Regions from separate parts of the Mus musculus genome. Here region 2 is linked to region 1. A link is a loop called in an ENCODE intact Hi-C map of the cell type or tissue named here. Cell type or tissue: left cerebral cortex. All regions are shown on one strand. Links, peaks and the distances in the headings refer to the core of each region. The heading gives the core; the rest is flanking DNA. Region 1 has its middle 17 kb from the start of Gm34434. Region 2 has its middle 12 kb from the start of Gm33604.

Region 1 (9,375 bases), core at 922-8,921:
GAAACTTGGAATCTTGTTTCCAGGCTATTGATTCACCCCCTTGTCCATTTCTCCTTGAAGACACAAGGTCACCCTTGCTCCTGGATTTCTTTTCCTCAGGGTCTCTTGCTTACAATGTTATTCCATCAATTGCCTAGTAGTTTGATGACCATGTCACCAGACCGGCCACAGTCCTGATGTTTTCTATGGTGGCCTCTCACACCCACCTCCATCCCAAAATGTCAATTCAAAAATTGGCAAGAAAGATAGCAGCCATAGTGGTGGGGAGGTGGAGAAAGATCACTGGGATCACTGGCCTAGCCTACTTGCAAATCCCAAGCCTGCAAGAGACCTTGTCTCAAAAATGAAACTAAAAACCAAATGTATATCCTAAAGAAAGATACCTAAGTGCACATGTGCACATGTGCGTGCAAACACCACACACACACACACACACACACACACACACACACACACACACACACATCCATACTACTTCTGAGCCATCACTGATAAGATAGTACAATTTATGTCTTAGCTACAGTTCAGTAAATTGTGGAGAAGCCAGCAATGAAGAAATGACCCTGGCTGATATGCCTTATTGACAGAGTAGCCACACAAACCACGCTCAGTTGCTCTCCAAATTGCTGGTTTGCTTTAGGAGGTAGAGTAAGCTCTGCCACCCCACTTGTAAACAGCCCTCTCCTTACTCCACCCCCATTCACGGATTACTTAATAAGCTAGTAGGTTTCTCTTCCGGGCAGAGCGAAATCAGCAAATCAGAAGCCTTCCAAATAAACTGGAAGTGGATGGTTTTATTGTCTGCGTTCCCAGTCACCTTGCCAACAGCCCTCAGGATTCAGAAATGTCATTACAAATTCTGTTCAAGAAATGCAGGACCCCTAAACGTGGCCGAGGTCACCCCACACTGCCTCCATCCTTGAAGCACACTCTGAACTTGGGGAAATGTGGCCAGGGGAGAGATACTATTTTGTCTGATCCCGCATAGCCTGTTCAACTTTTGCATAGCAATTCGGCAAACACAGTTTTAAGCATTCAATTCTACTTCTACGGCTCCTTAAAATTCCCTGCAATATAATTGTGCTGATGGGAAATGCAGAAAGATAATTGCTTTTAGAGGAAAGTTTCTCCTTTGTTCCATGTTCATCTGGCTTCCAGAAATGGAACGAGAGCCCTTGAACGGCAGAAATACGCATCCATGTGTCTCTAGTTATCATTTATTTACAAAGATAGACCTTGACAAATGTAATTTGTTCAATAAAATTAAAAGGACGCACGATAATTCACTTAGACAAAGAGACTTGAAAGGAGACGTCATCGGCGGCCTCGCCGTCCATCATCCCGAGTGATCAGCTGACTTTGAAGAAGTGGCAGGTGCTTGCCTTTTGGAATGCAGCATTGAAACAGTATTTAGAAGAGGGAAAGAAAGAAAGAGAGCTAGGAATTGGAGCAATTCTTTATTCAGGCAATAATTATACAAATTAGATCTATGAAAGCCAGAAGATGACTGTGCCTTGAACCCTGTCTGTATGCATAGAACAATGGGGAAATTAATAATTAAATCTATTACATATGCTCATAATTCAATACAAAAGATACCTTAGTAGTTCAAACACTCCTGTATTTTCATTTGAATAAGGCTTTCACACATTCTCCTCATTATATATGTATTATATTTTAAATTTAACAGCTTATTTTGTTGCCTTTATGTTTGAATTAATAAGGGCACACTTTAATGTACTAATGGGGAATTGCATTAGCTGGCTTCGCAGACATAACTTTGAAAAATCTCCGGTTTCCCAAGGGTGAAATCAATTTGGCCCGTAACGTGTTGTCTCACAGACACATCTGGAATCTTGGAAGAGCAGCTCCCCTCTGCGAGCTTCTGATTTGGGCCTCAGTATTTGAAAGAAGATCCCCAGAGTAGAAACTTTTGCTGAATTAAACAGACCCACCAAGATCATCTGTGGCATTTGGCAGCCTTTTAGGGAGCTAACAAGATTCGCATGCTTGGCCCCTGCTATTTTTCCAGGAAGCAAAAATAATTTTCCTATGGAAAAGTAAGGTTTGTTTTTTAATCCAATAATTCACATTCAGACCCCACCCTAATTGCCTGTACTTCTGTCTCTCTTCATGGGATATTTTCTACCCTTCTCACCTGTGGAGCATGAAGAAGATACGGAAATCAGAGGGGGACAGAAAAAGACAGACAGACAGACGGACGGATGGACTGCCTATGGTGGGTAATGGTGGTAGGAGAGTCCCCATAACTACAGAAATGACGATGAACCCCAGCCAAAATGACTGGTTCAGAACAGGAGGAATTGAGGTTGTACGGAAATCCTAGGGAGCAAAATGGCTCATAAAGTGGACCCCAATTTCCTAGATAACAGAGTGAGTGGCTCTATTTGGAAGACTGGATCTCGAAGGTTACAATCAACCCTCCATCTAAACCCCCCCCCCACACACACACACACACCTCCACACACCTCAAGACCCAGAAAAGAGACAAAGAAGTCAACAGCTACACAGCGAAAGGGTGGGAACCAATTCCCGCTTCAGTCTTGGTGCGAAGGGGCTGCCAACATACCCAGGGTGGGCCGGGGGAGCACGTGGGCCCGCTTGCCGCTTCTACCACCGCAGTACGACAAGGAGGTTTGTGCCTGCGGAGGAGAGCCAAATCCAATGACGCTAATTGCATTGCAGATTTCTAGCGTCATTAGCAATTCTTAAAATTGCGTTTACGCAGCTCAAGTTCCCTACTCCCAGCCTGATCGACGGAGGGGGCAGGTCTCTGAAGAGGCTCTGGGTTACTGAGAAATTCAATTGGACACGTTGGTTTCAGGTGTGCAGGTGGAGGCTGGCCGGCGGGGATTCACAGCCCGGGAAAAATGCTTGTTTGTCTTATTTTAAATGCTGATTGCCGGGAGAATAAACAAAACCCGCAGCTAAATAGGCCTTAAAGGAACGTTGGGAATTTTTGGAAGGAAAAAAAGTCTCACTGAGTAACAGTTGGAACTGGCCCTGTGGGTCTGTGGTGACAAGCACCATCCAAGCACCTCGAGCCATGAGGCAACTTGCACTGGAAATAGTTGGTGCAGAAACAACCACCCTCCTTTTGTTTGTTTGTATTTAAGACAAATGAAGAAAATCCAGATGAATTGGTGTTTTTGCTTTGTTTGTTTCCTTAAAGAGAACATATTCGCTCATTAGGAAGGCTAGATAGACAACCAGCCCCGGAAACAGGAGACTGAAGTCGATGTCTCTCCGGAGCTATGACAAGGACACTTGTCCCCGAGCTCCCCAACCCACACTGCACAATACAAAAGGGACATCCTGGGTGCACAGCAGAGGGCAGAATCAACTTGTGCCAAAGATGCCATCTCTTGACAGTGGGGCAGTGCTCTGTGCACTTGGGACGTCCACTGTGAAGTCATGGAGAAGCCAACAGCACCATCCCTTTCTGGCGTGTCCTCTGCTCTGAATCTAGCCCCAGAAAAGGGGTCTCATTTCTGCATATTTCTTCTAGCAATTCAGTCCAGGTAATTAAGTTGCTAAGCACACATACACACACACACACACAACATGCGCATACTTATAAATATGTATTTTATCTGAAGCACTATGTATAAACACTTATGTCGAAGGAGTCTATAGCTTCTAATTGGGCCACCGTCTCAAAATAATCAAGCTGGTCTTAATAACACTGCTTGAGGCTGGCTAGCAAGCAAAGAGGCTTCCTCAAGGAAGGTATTACTAATCCGTGGTTTTCACACTTACAGCCTCATTCATAGCATTAGTAAACGGCCCAGGGACCAGAGGATAGGGCACCCAAATGAGCTGTGAGAACCATCTCTGTCCACCTGAGACAGGCAGCTCTCGGAGCTACAGAGTGCTCACAGTTCCAAGTTGAAGAAGGGTTTGCCCGTCTCGGAAAGGATCCCGGTGGAAATTCAATTGAGTCCACTGGCTTCATCCGTGGACCAGCGAGGCTCCCTGTAGCATTTGAAGGTTCGCCCGTTTTGGCAGCTCTGAAGATCAAACCCAGCACCTGCTAGGCTGACAGTGTAGCACTGAGCTCCATTCCAGTCCTGCTATTTCAAGTCTTGAATCAAAAGCAGGCATTCCCTAATAGCACACGGATAATCCTGCAGAAGAAACCGGAAATGTAGATAGACTCTTCTGTTTCAGCAATAGAGGCTTTTATAGGTAAAGGGATATGTGGGTTTGAGCCGAAGGGTGTTTGACCAGGTCTCCCACCGTTGCACTGATTTCCACACAAGGCAATGGTAAGAATGTGCCGCCACAGGCAGAGTCACCCTAGTGGTATCACAGTGCAATTGCATCTGGTGTCTCATTTCAGAAGGCAAGGATCTGGAGAAAATTCCATTGTGGGAATAAGGAAGCCAGTATGCTCACATGTTTTATCTCCTATGCATGGCCACATCCTCTCTGATAGCCTCTCTTCCACCCTGGGGGCGAATTAAAAACATGGTATATAAAACGTGCCTTTCAATTTTTCTGCAGTTTGGTAAAAGTCTGGGCCAAGGTCTTAGACTTGGTAGCAACTGGTACTGTTTACTGAGTCCTTTTGATTTGCCACTAGGGTTATTTTAGTATAGATCAAACTTCCTGTGGGTTAGGTAGTGGCAGGGGACAGATGCTGGAGACATTAAGCATGTGATTGGCCAGAAGGGTGAAGCAGAGGCCAGAAGATGGCTACATGGCATCCCTGGTCTTGTAACCCTTCCTTCCTTTTCTCTTTCTCTTCTGCCAACTCAACCCTTCGTTTTCTGCCTATCACGCCTTTGATCTCGCAGTCAAAGTGCGTGTTGGAATTCTGTCGCTGGGTTTGTGGTCCCAGCCAACAGCATCACCCAGCCCTGCTCTAGCACCGATGTCATAAATCCAGAAGAATTTCTAGGGAAGGAAAAAAAAAACCTGTTCTGAAGTCGAGTTGCTACCATTTCGACATCCTGACAAGTGTGCCCTTGTGTGCTTTCAGCTTAAAGGAGGCAGGAATGTACCAACCGCCCCAGAATTCATGTCATGTTCTCAAGAGTACAAAAGACAAGGCAGCATGGGGTGGGCTGGGAGACATCTCCACTCCAGTGTGTCCTCCATCAGCTCTCCGCAGGGAGGTATTCTGAAGGAACACAATGGTGACCTATAGGCTCAATATGATTAGAGTTTCAATAGTGGAAGATAGAGGACCGTCAGTGAAGAGTAGGAGCTCTGTAGTAGAGTGCAGGGATCGATCGAGTCTGTGGGCCCAGGAGTCTAAATAGCTGCCTGAATGGGGCAAAGGATATGGTGATGCAGACAGGAAGGCCAGAGGACAGCAGGTGACCCGGAGAAACCACCTTGTGATTTGAAATGTAACAGGGAATCCCGGTTCCCAGGAAAGAGAACCGAAGTGAACAGAAAGTTGAGAAAGCCCGACTCCAAGTGGTGTACTGGGCATCAGGGAGGGGTGGGACACACAGTGCCTGAAGCTAGTGACAACCGGGCTGCTGTTACCCCCCAACTACAGCATAGTCCCAGGCAGGCAGTGCGCAGGAGCCGTGGGGGTTTTGACGGCCTCTTGCTCAACACGCAAACCTTTAGCTGATGCCAATCAAAGCAAATGAGTAATTAATAATCGGGCAGGGAGCGACTCCGGGGAGAGGAGGGTAACAGAGGACAAAAGAGCTTAGCCCATTGGTGTTTCGAATGCTGGGTCGTAGCCACAGGGCGAATTCCCCCTCGCCCAGCAGTGCAGCACATGAAGGTCCTAAGACAGGATGGAGGGAGGAATCTGGTAGAGGCAGCTGGTGGAAAGCCAAAGGATTTCCCAGGGCCACGCGCGTCCTAGCCAGTGGACAACGTGTCTCAAATGTTCCTGTGGCGCCACCTAGTGTCCAAGGCTCAGAGGATGCCCAGGCAAAGGCTTCAAACTCAGGCCAGATCTAGGACCTCAGAGTCAGAACTTCAATCTTTAATGTTATGAGGCAGGTTGGGGTAGGAATGGGGTGTCTCCTGGCTGTGGACAGACCAATGACACTCTCCAGCTGGGCAAACGCCCGTGTAAAATCTCTTCTGCTGCCACTAAATCTAAGTAGCACATTTGCCAGAAGGTACAGGAAAAATGACACTCCCTTTCTGAGACCATGAGGTGATGTCTGGTTTTTCCTCAATACAATGGCAAGCCGGTTATTAATTCATCCAGACAAAAAAATATAGATGCTGTCATCGTATAAACATGAGTCCCTGAGCAGAATGGGGCCTCAGGCCATCAGGGGGTGCAGCATATGAAGTGTGCTGAACTCTGGGACAAAGGACAAGATCACTTTGTTGAATGGAAAATGGGAGATGAGAGAAGACCCTGAAGTGGAAAGAATGAAACCTGGGAGCCAGGATGTGCTTTTAGAGTTCTGGCGTTGGCCCTGCTCGGTTATCTGTGTGACCTTGACCAAGGGAAACGGTGTTCCTCTCTCCCAACAATGCTGCGAGGCTCAGATTGTGGGTTTCCCTGAACAGACGAGGAAATAGCGGCTCCAGGAGTTTATCCAAGGTCAGGCCCAGGTCGGTGGCCACACCAAACTTCCAACCCACATCTGCCCAAAGTTCACAAACATGTTCCTCTGACAAGTCCCAGGCCCTCTGGGCTGTGATTCTCTGTCTATACCAGGAAGGGGTCCACTCCAGAAATAGCAAACTGTGATTATAGGGTTTCATCGGTCCCTTAAAACTCTGTTTTAGTGCACACAAGCCCCACAGTGATAACAAAAGGGCCTTTTAAAAGGATTTATCCATCTATAAAAGCTACTGGGTTTTATTTCCCAATATGGGCAAAGAACACCAAAACAAATGTGTTAGGACATCAAATCCCCTTTAAAATTTAGGGCAGGGAAAAAAGAGACTCGGAGTATATTAGGGGGTAGCGATAGTGTGGTGTCCTCAGCAGTGGGACTGGGTCCTCAGCAGGGTCCAGCTGCAGGCATTGCTTATCGGGAGCCAGTGGCCTCCCAGGCTAATTGCATTCTGACGATTGTTTAGCCTTGATAAACACAGCAGTTTATCTGGCTACCGGTTCGGATCTGGACAGAAGCAGATGGAGCACACTTGCAATAACCTCAGAGATAAAACTTTCCTATCTCAGGCAGTTGATCTCTTCCTTCAAGGGTCATATTGTCCAGCAACGGCCACCTCTGAAAGAAGGAAGTGGGGGCAAGCCAAGTGTGCACAGTGGCAAGCCAAGTGGGCCTTGCTTGTCTATAACTACCCTCCCTGCTAACCCTACAGTTAACCTGCCCAAGACATCAGACGAGTCAGTAAATAAATGGAGGAAATGCGAAACGGGACCCCGAAGCCAAGATCCTCTAACACAGCCCGCTTTAAAATGAATCCTTCCTCAACTTGCTTTGGTAAAGGAAGGGAAAGTGAAAGCTTACCAACTAAGACAGGAAATGAACTATAGCTCAGAAGCTCCCAGGCACTGCTAGGCCTCAAACTCACCATGTGACCAAACTCAGCACCATAGTGGACTGAGCTAAATAATGTCTAAGACCTTCTGGACCTATTGCCTAGCCCTCAATTAGATGAGCCCTTCCATGTCTCACATGTAAGGTAGCAACCAAAAGTTACAGTCTACCTACTCAAACCCTGGCTTGACACCATCCCACTATTTTGAAACCCTCCAGGAGAACCTGGGAGGCCCAGTAGCTCGGCTACGGAAAGAACCGTCAAAGCACAAGAGAGAACAGATTCTCTGATCAGACTCTTCTACCTCAAGAAGTTCCAACTAGGAATCGCTGCCCTAATTTTCACTTTGGGGATGAGGAGAAGGAAAGGGGGGAGTTTCCTGGACAGAGTCCTCCAGGGTTGAGGTCATCCCTTTATTGGGGGCGGGTAGGAGCTCATTGCTCCTCTAAGCTTCAAGCTGGTTCTGGGCTGACAGTAGTTATTAATTAGGTCTGGCAAACTGAGTGGGTGCCGGTGCTGACAGATTTACACAGTGTGTGTAATCAGTTACGAAACTAGATACCAGCCAAGGCTAGCCCCCCAACCAACCCCACCCTTTAGGGGGGCTCTACTGCCTCCAATTTCCCACTCTACCCAGCCTCTGGCAACAATGTTGCCTGGTTCTGAGCCCCACCTCTGCCGCGGCTCTGATCCTCACCCCTACACCCCAGCCTGTTTTCTGTCTTCCTTTTGGGTTGTGATTCACGGCAGATACTAGAAAGGAAATGGCCCTCTTCATCCTTTCTACCACCGCTCTTATCTTTACAGGGTTCTTACAACTCATTTATGTGATGTCACACACGGACACGCTGTCACCAATCTGCCACAAGCACCGCCTTCAATATAGGAAAGCTCCAAACAAATGCCATTCTCCATGAGGACTCCCGTGGGCACAACTAGGGACCAGTTAACAGTAATGGGGGGCAGGGGAGGGGGGATATTTGCTTCCTGGGGCAGGTGGAAAGTTCTTTACCCTCCTGTCTGCTGATGTCATGGAAGTCAGCTTCCTGCTAGGCACAGCCCCAAGAGAAGCCAGCTCAGAAATGCAGAGTCCTGAAGGGGCTGTCCACAGCCAAAGCGTTAAATGGCCATCCTTCACTTCCAAAAAAAAAAAAAAAAAAAAAAAATCGAAAATGGGGTTATATGTAGCCCAGGCTGGCCTCAAATTCATTATATATACAAGGCTGATTTCCAACTTCTGATTTTTCTGCCTCTGCCTCCCAGGTACTAGGTCATGAGCCACCATACCCAGTTTTGAAGTTCATTTTTGAGTGCCATAAAAGACACGTAGCAGAACTAGTCCTGTATTCCTACTGAACGTAGAGGCCAGAGGACGGGAGGAGGGGGGAAGTTAGCACTGGAGCAAGGGCTGTTCACATCTCAGACAACTCACACCACCCTCTTCCTTCCTGCCTGCCTGCCTTCCCTCTCTCCTTCCTTCCTTCCTTCCCTTCCCTTCCCTTCCCTTCCCTTCCCTTCCCTTCCCTTCCCTTCCCTTCCTTCCTTCCTTCCCTTCCTTCCCCTCCCCTTCTTCCCCTTCCCCTTCCCCTTCTTCCCCTTCCCCTTCCCCTTCTTCCCCTTCCCCTTCCCCTTCTTCCCCTTCCCCTTCCCCTTCTTCCCCTTCCCCTTCCCTTTCCCCTTCCCCTTCCCCTTCCCCTTCTTCCCCTTCCCCTTCCCCTTCTTCCCCTTCCCCTTCCCTTTCCCCTTCCCCTTCCCCTTCCCTTTCCCCTTCCCCTTCCCCCCCTTCTTCCCCTTCTTCCCCTTCTTCCCCTTCTTCCCCTTCTTCCCCTTCTTCCCCTTCTTCCCCTTCTTCCCCTTCCCCTTCCCCTTCCCCTTCCCCTTCCCCTTCCCCTTCCCCTTCCCCTTCCCCTT
Region 2 (9,375 bases), core at 548-8,547, 890 kb before region 1:
GGAGCAGAGACTGAAGGAAAGGCCATCCAGTGAGTGCCCCACCTGGGGATCCATCCCACATGCAGACACCAAATCCAGATGCTATTGTGGACACCAAGAAGTGCTTGCTAACAGGAGCCTGATACAGCTGTATCCTGAGAAGCTCTGCCAGATCCTGACCAATACAAATGGGAAGGCTAACAGCCAACCATCGAACTGAGCTTAAGGTCCCCAGTGGAGGAGTTATGGAAAAGACTGCAGGAGCTGAAGGGGCCTTATCTGGCATCAATGGGAAGGGAGGCCCTTGGTCCTGTGAGGGCTCGATACCCCAGTGTAGAGGAATGCTAGGGCAGTGAGGTAGTAGTGGGAAGTTGGGTGGGGGAGCACCCTCATAGAAGCAGGGTAAAGGGGGATATGATAGGGGGCTTGCAGGAGGGAAACCGGGAAAGGGTATAACATTTGAAATGTAAATAAAATAAAATAAACGAATAGAAAAGAAAGGAAAAGAAAAGAAAAAACAAAAGAAAAGAAATACAGTAAAATTGACAATCACAGGGATTGAGTTCAAATACATCCCTCTCTACTTCCGTATCCCAGGGTCTGAACTGCACTAAGATATAAACGCAGAATTTAACAATCTCTCCACTCCCTGTTCTGCATCTACACAAAGTGTGAGAGGAAAGGAGACCAAACAAGCACATACAAAGTTGGGTGTGTAAAATGACCTGGAACTCATTAAGGCTTAGATATAGGCTGGTGTGGCTGATAGCTTTTTCCACACTAGTTCTACATGTGGTAATATCTGTCCTAAAACAGTAATGGCATTTTCTCTAAACCAAAATCAATGTAAAGGAACATTATGTGCAAGGCTAATGTTACAGCCAGCGATTTGTTACTGAAGATCTTGTTTGATTTGCCAATTTGATTGTTTTGACTTATGTGATTGTGAGTCAAATATGATCGAGTGAACTCCTAGGTTCACTAAGAGGGCAGGGACTGTAAATTTTTCACGTAAAGGTGGTTGTTAGGAATATGAAGATGGAGGCGACCTCTTTCAATCCGACACTAGCCTAATTTCTGTACTTAACTCTAGATGTTGGCAGAAAATGGATGTTTGAGGACCATCGTTCATTTGTTAAATAACTATAGTACCTGCAGGTAACAATAGTCGGGTGGTATGGCGAACACATCGCTGGTCACCTTTTATGCTACTGAGATCATTCAAAATGGCAGAAACTCAGGGTGGGAAACTTAGTTAGAGCAACATTTTGGAGTACGGATATTTTAAAGTTTTCCCACTCATGATCCCTTAGGATGTGTGTGTGTGTGTGTGTGTGTGTGTGTGTGTTTGTGTGTGTAATCGTGTAATCTCTTTTTAGGTATGTAAACTATATACAAATTACAGAGTCACTGGTCATAAATTTGATTTATAACTCTATTCAGTATACATTTTTTTATTTATTACGTATTTTTCTCAATGACATTTCCAATGCTATCCCAAAAGTCCCCCATACCCTCCCCCCCACTTCCCTACCCACCCATTCTCATTTTTTTGGCCCTGGCGTTCCCCTGTACTGGGGCATATAAAGTTTGAGTGTCCAATGGGCCTCTCTTTCCAGTGATGGCTGACTAGGCCATCTTTCAGTATACATTTAATCTTATCATTTGTTAAAAGTAGAATGAAATTTCACACTAGTGAGTTGGATGTGCTTGTTTTTTTTTTTTTTTTGGTTTTTTTTTTGGTTTTTTTTTTTTTTGGATAAAGAGTTAAATCTTGGCATAATAGTTAATATTTGTGGGCACAGAGTTCCTTCAACACATTTCAGAGTAGATTGATATTTTGATTTTATGATCTTCAGTGATGAGACCATCACTTGGCATAAATATGTATTATTACAAAATGGTCATATTAGACCATTGAAAATCCTGTCATAATCTAAACCAAAATTCAATAATAATTTGTTTTAATAAAACGTAAGATGACATCTCAATCAGTAATTTTTGACATGACCTCACTGTTGTAGCCCTGGCGGACCTGAAGTTCACTGCATAGATTAGGCTGGGCTAGAACTCATAGCAACCCATGTGTCCCTGATTCACAAATGCTGGGATTAAAGGTATGCAGCCAATCCCTGGAAATTGATAATTTTTAAGAGTCAAAAGCCCCAACACTATACAATCAAAATATGAACTAACTTATCATTTGAGTGCTGAGGAATTATGGGAGAAAAATACTGTCTTTGTTTTCTGTAATTAAGTCATTATGTTTCTATAAGAGCCATGTACAGTTAAATAATTATAATTTGTAACATACAATAGTCTTTGGTGTGAACCAATATGCTTCGTAACCAGTCTGTGGCATAGCAACATAAACAGTGCAGAGTGTACCACATGGTACAGTGCATGTGCAAGCAAGGCTGCGGTGGACTTTCATGACCCCCCACAGGTGAGCACTACCAGAAATCCCTGATTCATTACTTGTTTGATTTTTAGACAAATTCTGACTATTGTGGTCTGAGAATCACTCTAGAGTGGGAGAAGCTGTGCTTCATGACAAGGGTCAGTGATTAGATACTAAAGGAAGCAAAAGACATTCTATGCTGTACTAAGAAAATAAGTTGTATTAGAAAAAGATGTAGAACTTAGGGATGTGGCTCACTTAGGGCATGGTTAACATGTGGGCACAAGGATCTGAATTTGGTCCTCCACACAGACATAAAAACATGGGTACAGATGACACACACCAATGACCCCAGTGATGGGGAGGGTAGAAGTAAGAAGACCCCTGAAGCTGGTTGTCCATCTAGTCTAACAACTCAGTGAGTGGTAGGTTCAGTAAGGGATCCTGCTTCAAATAATGAGGTGCAGAGAGACTGGGGAAGAAACTACATATCAACTTCTGCTTCTGTGTGTGTGTGTGTGTGTGTGTGTGTATGTGTGTTGCCCGTACACATGCACACATGCACATACAGCATACACATGTACACAGTAAGGAATATGTATACATATATTCATCACACACACTGAAAGAAAATAAATGTAAGCAGAGTCAATGGGTTACTTGTAGAGAACAGGCCTATGTCTAGCAACAACATTACAGGCATGACCTCCATCCTAAATTGGTAAACCATAAAATGTATAAAGAATTGCAGGAAGAGACCAAGATTGTGTGTGTGCACCTATGTGTGTAAAGAGCAAGCTTTTAGTCTACTCTTGTCAGAGATCCATGGTGCTTAAACCTGGTATGTCACAGTTCAGTTGGGTGGCAACAGATGCCTTCCCTTGCTCTGTAAACCAGCAAGCACAGACAGGAGACAAGGCTTTCTGCTTATTTTCTCACAGGGTCATTTTACAACTGCTTCCCTCCTCAAACTCTGCAGTCATGTTGCCTTGCTTTTTAAAAGGTTGTTTAAAAAAAAAAGTTCATCAGTGCTGCTTGGCCACCTCTTTCTGTTAGACTCCACCGCAAGTTTGTGATGGCTCAGGGTTCAATCCCAAAATTGTCCTTAAGTAATCCAGAATGGGTTAACCTGGTGCTCCGAATGCATACACACACACACACACACACACACACACACACACACACATATACATTCACACACACACTTACTTCCGGGAAAGTTAAAAATGCATTTCCCTTGTGTCACTGCCATTTTCAATTCTGAGCCAGAGACGACATGTTACATAACTCGGGATTTCAACAAACACCTGGAAATCAGGCTGTGTGTGTCGCTCAGATGAGACCAGACATGAAGAGATTGGTAGTGACAAGTGTTGTCACTTCTCTCTCTGACAGCAGGCAAGTGGCAAGCCGTATATACAAGGCCTGATACCACACTCTCAGGATCAGAGGGGGAAAAAAAAAAAGAAAGAAAGAAAAAGTGAAAAAAATAACGTTTCAGCAAGAGATATCTGGGAAAATAATGGCAAATTACACACGATTTAGCTTTGCTTTTAGCTTTTATAAAAACCCAAGAACTATGAACTGAGCAGTTGAGCCCTAATTAAGTCTCCTCTTGATCATTTGCATGGCAGACCCAATTCTCAGGGTATTTTCTTAAAAAGCATCGTATCAGCCTCTAATTCAACTGTTCTTTTTATTTCAATTCCTTATTTTCCCCCCTTGGGTAAAAGAGAGGTTAATGTGAGCCATTAAGAATTAAAAAACAATTACACAATGAAAAAATAGTTCAGATGAATTTTAATTAGAGCCCAATGTAATGGAATTTGAACCCAGTACACCGGAAATACATAGCCAGAACTCTAGCCATTAAATCTCAGAGCCTTTGATTAAACTCAATGGGAATTTAGAAAGATTCTTTTGCTGCCCGAAGATACCATGTTTTTTCCATTAATGTCAGAGAAATATATTGAGGGACTAAAATATTACTAATAAAAATAAATGTGAAGGTTGTAAATTTCAAACAATGGAAGATACAGAGCCCGTACCTGGATTTTTAAGTGAGTATGTGGCATTTCGTTAAGATTAAAGTTGAAAACACAATGTATTATGTGTGACCTCTTTAGAAAGGGAGCCTAAGTAATTCCAGGATTTGCCATCCTTTGGAGTATAAGAACAATAAGTCAGAGACCGTGGAATGGTCTGCTGCAGGCTGAGAGACGATCGTGGAAGTATTCCAGACAGGGGTCAGATGCGAGGCACCACATGGCATCCCAGCATCCTCCCTTATTCTACTGCCTCCAAGCGGTTTGCTTTGCATCCATAAAATGGGGACAGTGGAATGGACCAATTTGAATCAAAGACTATGACTAAGCTGCTTAATTCAAATCAAGACACACATCAAATTTTCCCCTAAATGGTGAGGCATGTTAAAAGTGAGGCTCAATTCCTGAAGAGATTTGACCTTATTTTCTCCTCAGTAAGTGATTCTATGTCGAACCACTAGGCCTCCTAGCCTTGAGAGATACCCCTGTCTTTCATAAAACTCAGTCAGCCACTGGAGGGAGCCAGCAGGACTCATACAGTATAACTGAATATGATCAACCAGTAGGGAAAGATAATTTTAAAATGGCATATAAAGATGACAGAATTTGAACAAAATCTCTTTTATTTATTTATGCCAAAATCTGTGTGAATGTAAAATGCCAACTCTATCATGCTTTATTTATGGTGTGGCTTTTCTCTTAAAAAGGAGAGAGGGAGTGGGAGAGAGAGAGAGAGAGAGAGAGAGAGAGGGAGAGAGAGAGAGAAAGAGATGGGACCTAGCCTGGTTCACATGGCAAAAGACAGAGTGTCAAAAGAGAGTGCCGGTCTCAGTACTCACCTACCCTGTCTTGGCACAGCTGCTTCATCTGGGCAGCTTTTAAAACCCTTTGCTTGCCAATTCCTGCAGCAGAATCAAGCCAGTGCCCTCTCTGTGGATAGAGAGATGTGCAATATGTAAAATTCCCCAAGACAATTTTTATTTATAGCTGTTGCAAACAATGTTTATACAAAGTTTATTAAATGTGTCACCCACATTGATTTATCCCAACCAGTCTCTTCAATCACTAATATTTATGAGATGGGTTCAGTTGCAACAATTATTTTATATGCTATAGAGTATGTTATAACTAGGGATTCACCCTGGCAATTATATCAAAGATAAAATGCTTCCTGAGGGCCTCGGGGCAGGCCAGAAAGTATATTATTGGACACAAGGTGGTTTAAACTGAGTATCACAGCACTAAATTTAGAGCAAGAGATGTGGAGCAGCTGATGCTTAAAAATTAAAACGGGTTTCTTGGGGTTCCAGGAGTCCCCTCATTTATGGGAAGGCAGCAGCCGATCTTGTGCTCATTTGTTTTCCCACACGGAGACCTGAGGCCTGGAAACGCTTCCGTGTCGACTCTGAATTTCTGTGAGCCTTAGCTCTCAGCAGCATTTACCTAGTGCCCAAAGTGGGCAGAAGAGCTACTCTTGGCTTGCACAAACATTGACAAAGGGAACCAGACACATGCTATTTGCAGCAAGGAATTGACAACGTCTGCAGAGTAGCAGAAACACTGTTAACAAAAAAGAAAAAAAAAATCACTAAAAAGCCCAAGATCGCCTTTGAAACTGTAAGATGACAAAGTCCAACAGGAAGAGGGGGGGAAAATAGAAACTTACTTAAAACTCACAGTTGAATGCTACTTCTGTTTCCTACTAAACCCTAAATAGCCTTTTGTTGGGCAAAATTAACTTGACAGACACACTGTGGTTCGGAGTGTGAGGCCTGGGGCAAGATAGGAAGGCTGAAGCAAAACAAAGAGGCAGTTACTGTGTTCTGTGAAGGAGCTGACCGGGGCTGGGGATTGCCATCCTTGGAAAAGAAGAGAGAGAAAAGTTCCGGATGTCTGAAGGGAGCAGAGATAGCGCTGGGACAGCCTGGGGGTTGTGACCTTGAATTGCATGCCCATGTTAAACTCACTTGATAATGTTCTCCTGTCTTTTAAAGTCACCCTTCTGGCCATATTCCCCAAGTGTTTTACAAATTGAGAGTCCAAACTGAAATAAACAGTTTTAGCAAAATAAGTCATTTGTGTCAACAAACTACAGTATTACTGTTGAATCAGGAATGCAGGGGCATAAGAGAGTAGCACTGCTCAATCCATGTTCTCACTGACCTTTTATAGCTGAGCGAGCGAGAGAGGTCTTTCATACAAGGCTGGGCCTCACTCGTAAATAAACAGGGAAGAGAGTGAATAACATCACCATCAACATTGTTGGTGCACAGACATTCTCACCTCAAAGGGAATAAGAAATTATTTATTCTGGAGCCAAATCTGAGTGATGATGGCCTGTGGGGATGCATATTGAGGCTACTCAAAGTTCCGTTCCAACAAGGAAGAGGTTTTGTGGTGCTTTTATTGGGACAGAACAAAGTTCCAGATCAAAAACAAAAACAAAAAATAAAATAAAATCAAGGCATTAAAAAACAAAAACAAAACAACAAAGGTGTAATCAGAGAGGCAGTGTCCTAGTTAGGGCTTTATTTCTGTGAAGAGATAGCATGAACCATGGCAACTCTTATAAAAGCAGACACTTAATGGGGGTTGGCTTACAGTTTGAGAGGTTTAGTTAAGTATCATCACGGCAGGAAGCATGGTAGCGTGTAGGCAGATATTGTGCTGGAGGAGCTGAGAGTTCTACATCCTAATCTGCAGGCAGCAGAGGACTATGCGCCTATACCACAGTGGGCACAGCTTGAACATAAATGACCATAAAACCCACCCCCACAGTGACACACTTCCGCTAACAAGACCACACCTACTCCATCAAGGCCACACCCCCTAATAGGCCACTCTTTATGGACAAGCATACAAACACAAGAGTCTATGGCAGCCATTCCTATTCAAACCACCACAGGCCGGTTACAGCCAGGCCGAGAAACTTCAGCTTATAGGCCTCGGATGTTTCCTAGGAGTATATCTTGTCCTTTCATTTGTGGAGAATAGGGTTTTGTTCAGTTATTCTTGTGTTTGTCAGACTATAAGCTCTGACACAGAGGTGTCAAGGAATGGCTGTTTAGGAAGCTAAAGATAGCCCCAAGAAACTGCAGTTAAGTTTGGTACCTGCAGCATCCCAGCCTCTCAGCAGTCGCTAAGGTTTTAGTCAGTCAATTCGCCTTCGTAGATACAGCTTCCTTCCAGAACTTCTCACTCATGGCACCTTTGAGATACGTGACAATGCCACAGAATAAACTAAGTTTTCATCCTACCTAACTTCTTTTCTCCTCCAACCCCATCTTCCTTTCTGCTTGTTTTGTTGTGAAGATATTTCTATCTCTGTCAATAGAGATCTAGAGACTTTTTGCACACGCCACACCTTCCTCCTTTCATGTCCTTGAGACTCAGTTCCAAGGCTGGCAGGTATAGAGCCTCAGTTTCTACAGCTGCATCCTATGTGGAGCTGTAGAGCCATGGATGCTAGCATCCTGGGTTGCTCAATGTCAGTATTCTTTTAAATGTAACTGGTCTTGAAAGTCAATCATCTCTAAATACTATGGCATTGTGAAGCTAGGACTATTCTGTGACCAGCTTTGCTTAGGAGGGCCATTGCCTACGAGCTTCACAGATCTTTGAACCATTAACCGAGTCAATCTAGCCCTAAACTTAGAGTTGGCTGCAAGAACACAGGGATGGGTTGTTTGCATTTTGATATGGGAAACTCAAAAGCCAGAAAAGAGGAGGGAGAGAGAGAGAGAGAGAGAGAGAGAGAGAGAGAGAGAGAGAGAGAGAGAGAGAGAGAGAGAGAGAGATGCTGCTCCCTCCCACTTACCTTATCATCTCATGAAAGGCTGGACTTCTATTTGCTCATTGGTGTTTGAAATTTTCCCTTATATAGTCAGAGAACAGAGTTATCTGTGAGAACCTGAAAAATTCAAGAGTCCCTTTGTGTCTACAAAAGAAAGATGTTGTTTGTGAACAAAAGGATCTTTCTGTAGTCTTCCTGTAGATGTCTTGGTTTGAGACAATTAACAAAGACTCCTTATTAAGGGGAGCAGAGCACCACAGGGCCAGATTTAGTATAATAGTGCTCCCAGAATAAGATCCTCAAACTGTCTGTGTCCTGTAGGACTGTGATGACAGGGCATTTGGGGCCCACTTTTCCAGTGCCTCTGAATTTCAGGATCCATTGAGTCACGAGTCTGCATTGCTGTCTAATTGCCCTGAGTCCTTGACTTATGAAATCGGGTGGAATTTCCTTGGAATTATATATCTTAAGCCATGATAGCACTCAATGACTTCCAGATGCTTTGATAATGATGGTCCACAGCGTCAGTACTCACCACAGATGATCTCCTCTTTGATTTGTCGTCATTTTGTATGGAATTTATGACCAGTAGAAATATTAACCTGCCTGTCTGTAGCAGCCACTGCATGAGACCTTAACCACATACCCAAAAGGACTCATGTATTCCTTTTTTATTGACACAGAGAATTGTGACTGACTTCTGCCAAGTCCCCAGGAGAAAATATGTCATATCAAGAGCTGTATTACTAATATGCATCAGGTCTGAAGAACAGAGTGGGTATTCAATGAACTGGAGACTGCCCTCACTTCGCATGGACATAAAGAACAAGGAGAAGTGGTGACAGCATGTCCAGATCTCACTGTGCCACACCGGGAATGGCTCTTCCCATCCAAGGATCCCCTGGCCTTTCTGCTGCAGCTCTGCATGTGATCTCAGATGCTGCACCCCAGACCAACCGCCACAAAACTAATTGTTCATGTGATTTCCTTTCTGAGCCACTGCAGATGTCCCTTTCTGTAACAATTTAATTAACACTTTAAAATAATGACGCATTAATTAATGCCAAATTACAATGAAAATCCCGGAGAATTACACTTTATATCAACATTAATGCAAGATGAGTTCCTCCTGGATAATTTTTCTTACAACGAATACA

Evidence for each region. Hi-C counts contacts between places; a loop is a spot of excess contacts. Peaks named below come from ENCODE experiments on the same cell type or tissue, not always from the same donor. Only the 100,000 strongest peaks of a DNase experiment are listed, where the experiment ranks them.
Region 2: a loop joins it to region 1, with 3 times the contacts of the local background. A loop is called at or near these places in 2 of 42 quality-filtered maps.

The regions. Positions count from the first base shown.
Region 1 is chr3:144,394,043-144,403,417 of GRCm38, forward strand. No RefSeq gene overlaps it. Among named protein-coding and RNA genes, the nearest start is that of Gm34434, 17 kb to the left of the region's middle. In left cerebral cortex, for the core only: CTCF peaks have their summits at 4,330 and 5,902 (motif pointing left); DNase peaks (open chromatin) are centred at 2,795 and 5,883; H3K4me3 peaks cover 462 bases.
Region 2 is chr3:143,503,552-143,512,926 of GRCm38, forward strand. No RefSeq gene overlaps it. Among named protein-coding and RNA genes, the nearest start is that of Gm33604, 12 kb to the left of the region's middle. In left cerebral cortex, for the core only: a CTCF peak has its summit at 4,918 (motif pointing right); DNase peaks (open chromatin) are centred at 4,930, 5,273, 5,860 and 6,181; H3K27ac peaks cover 933 bases.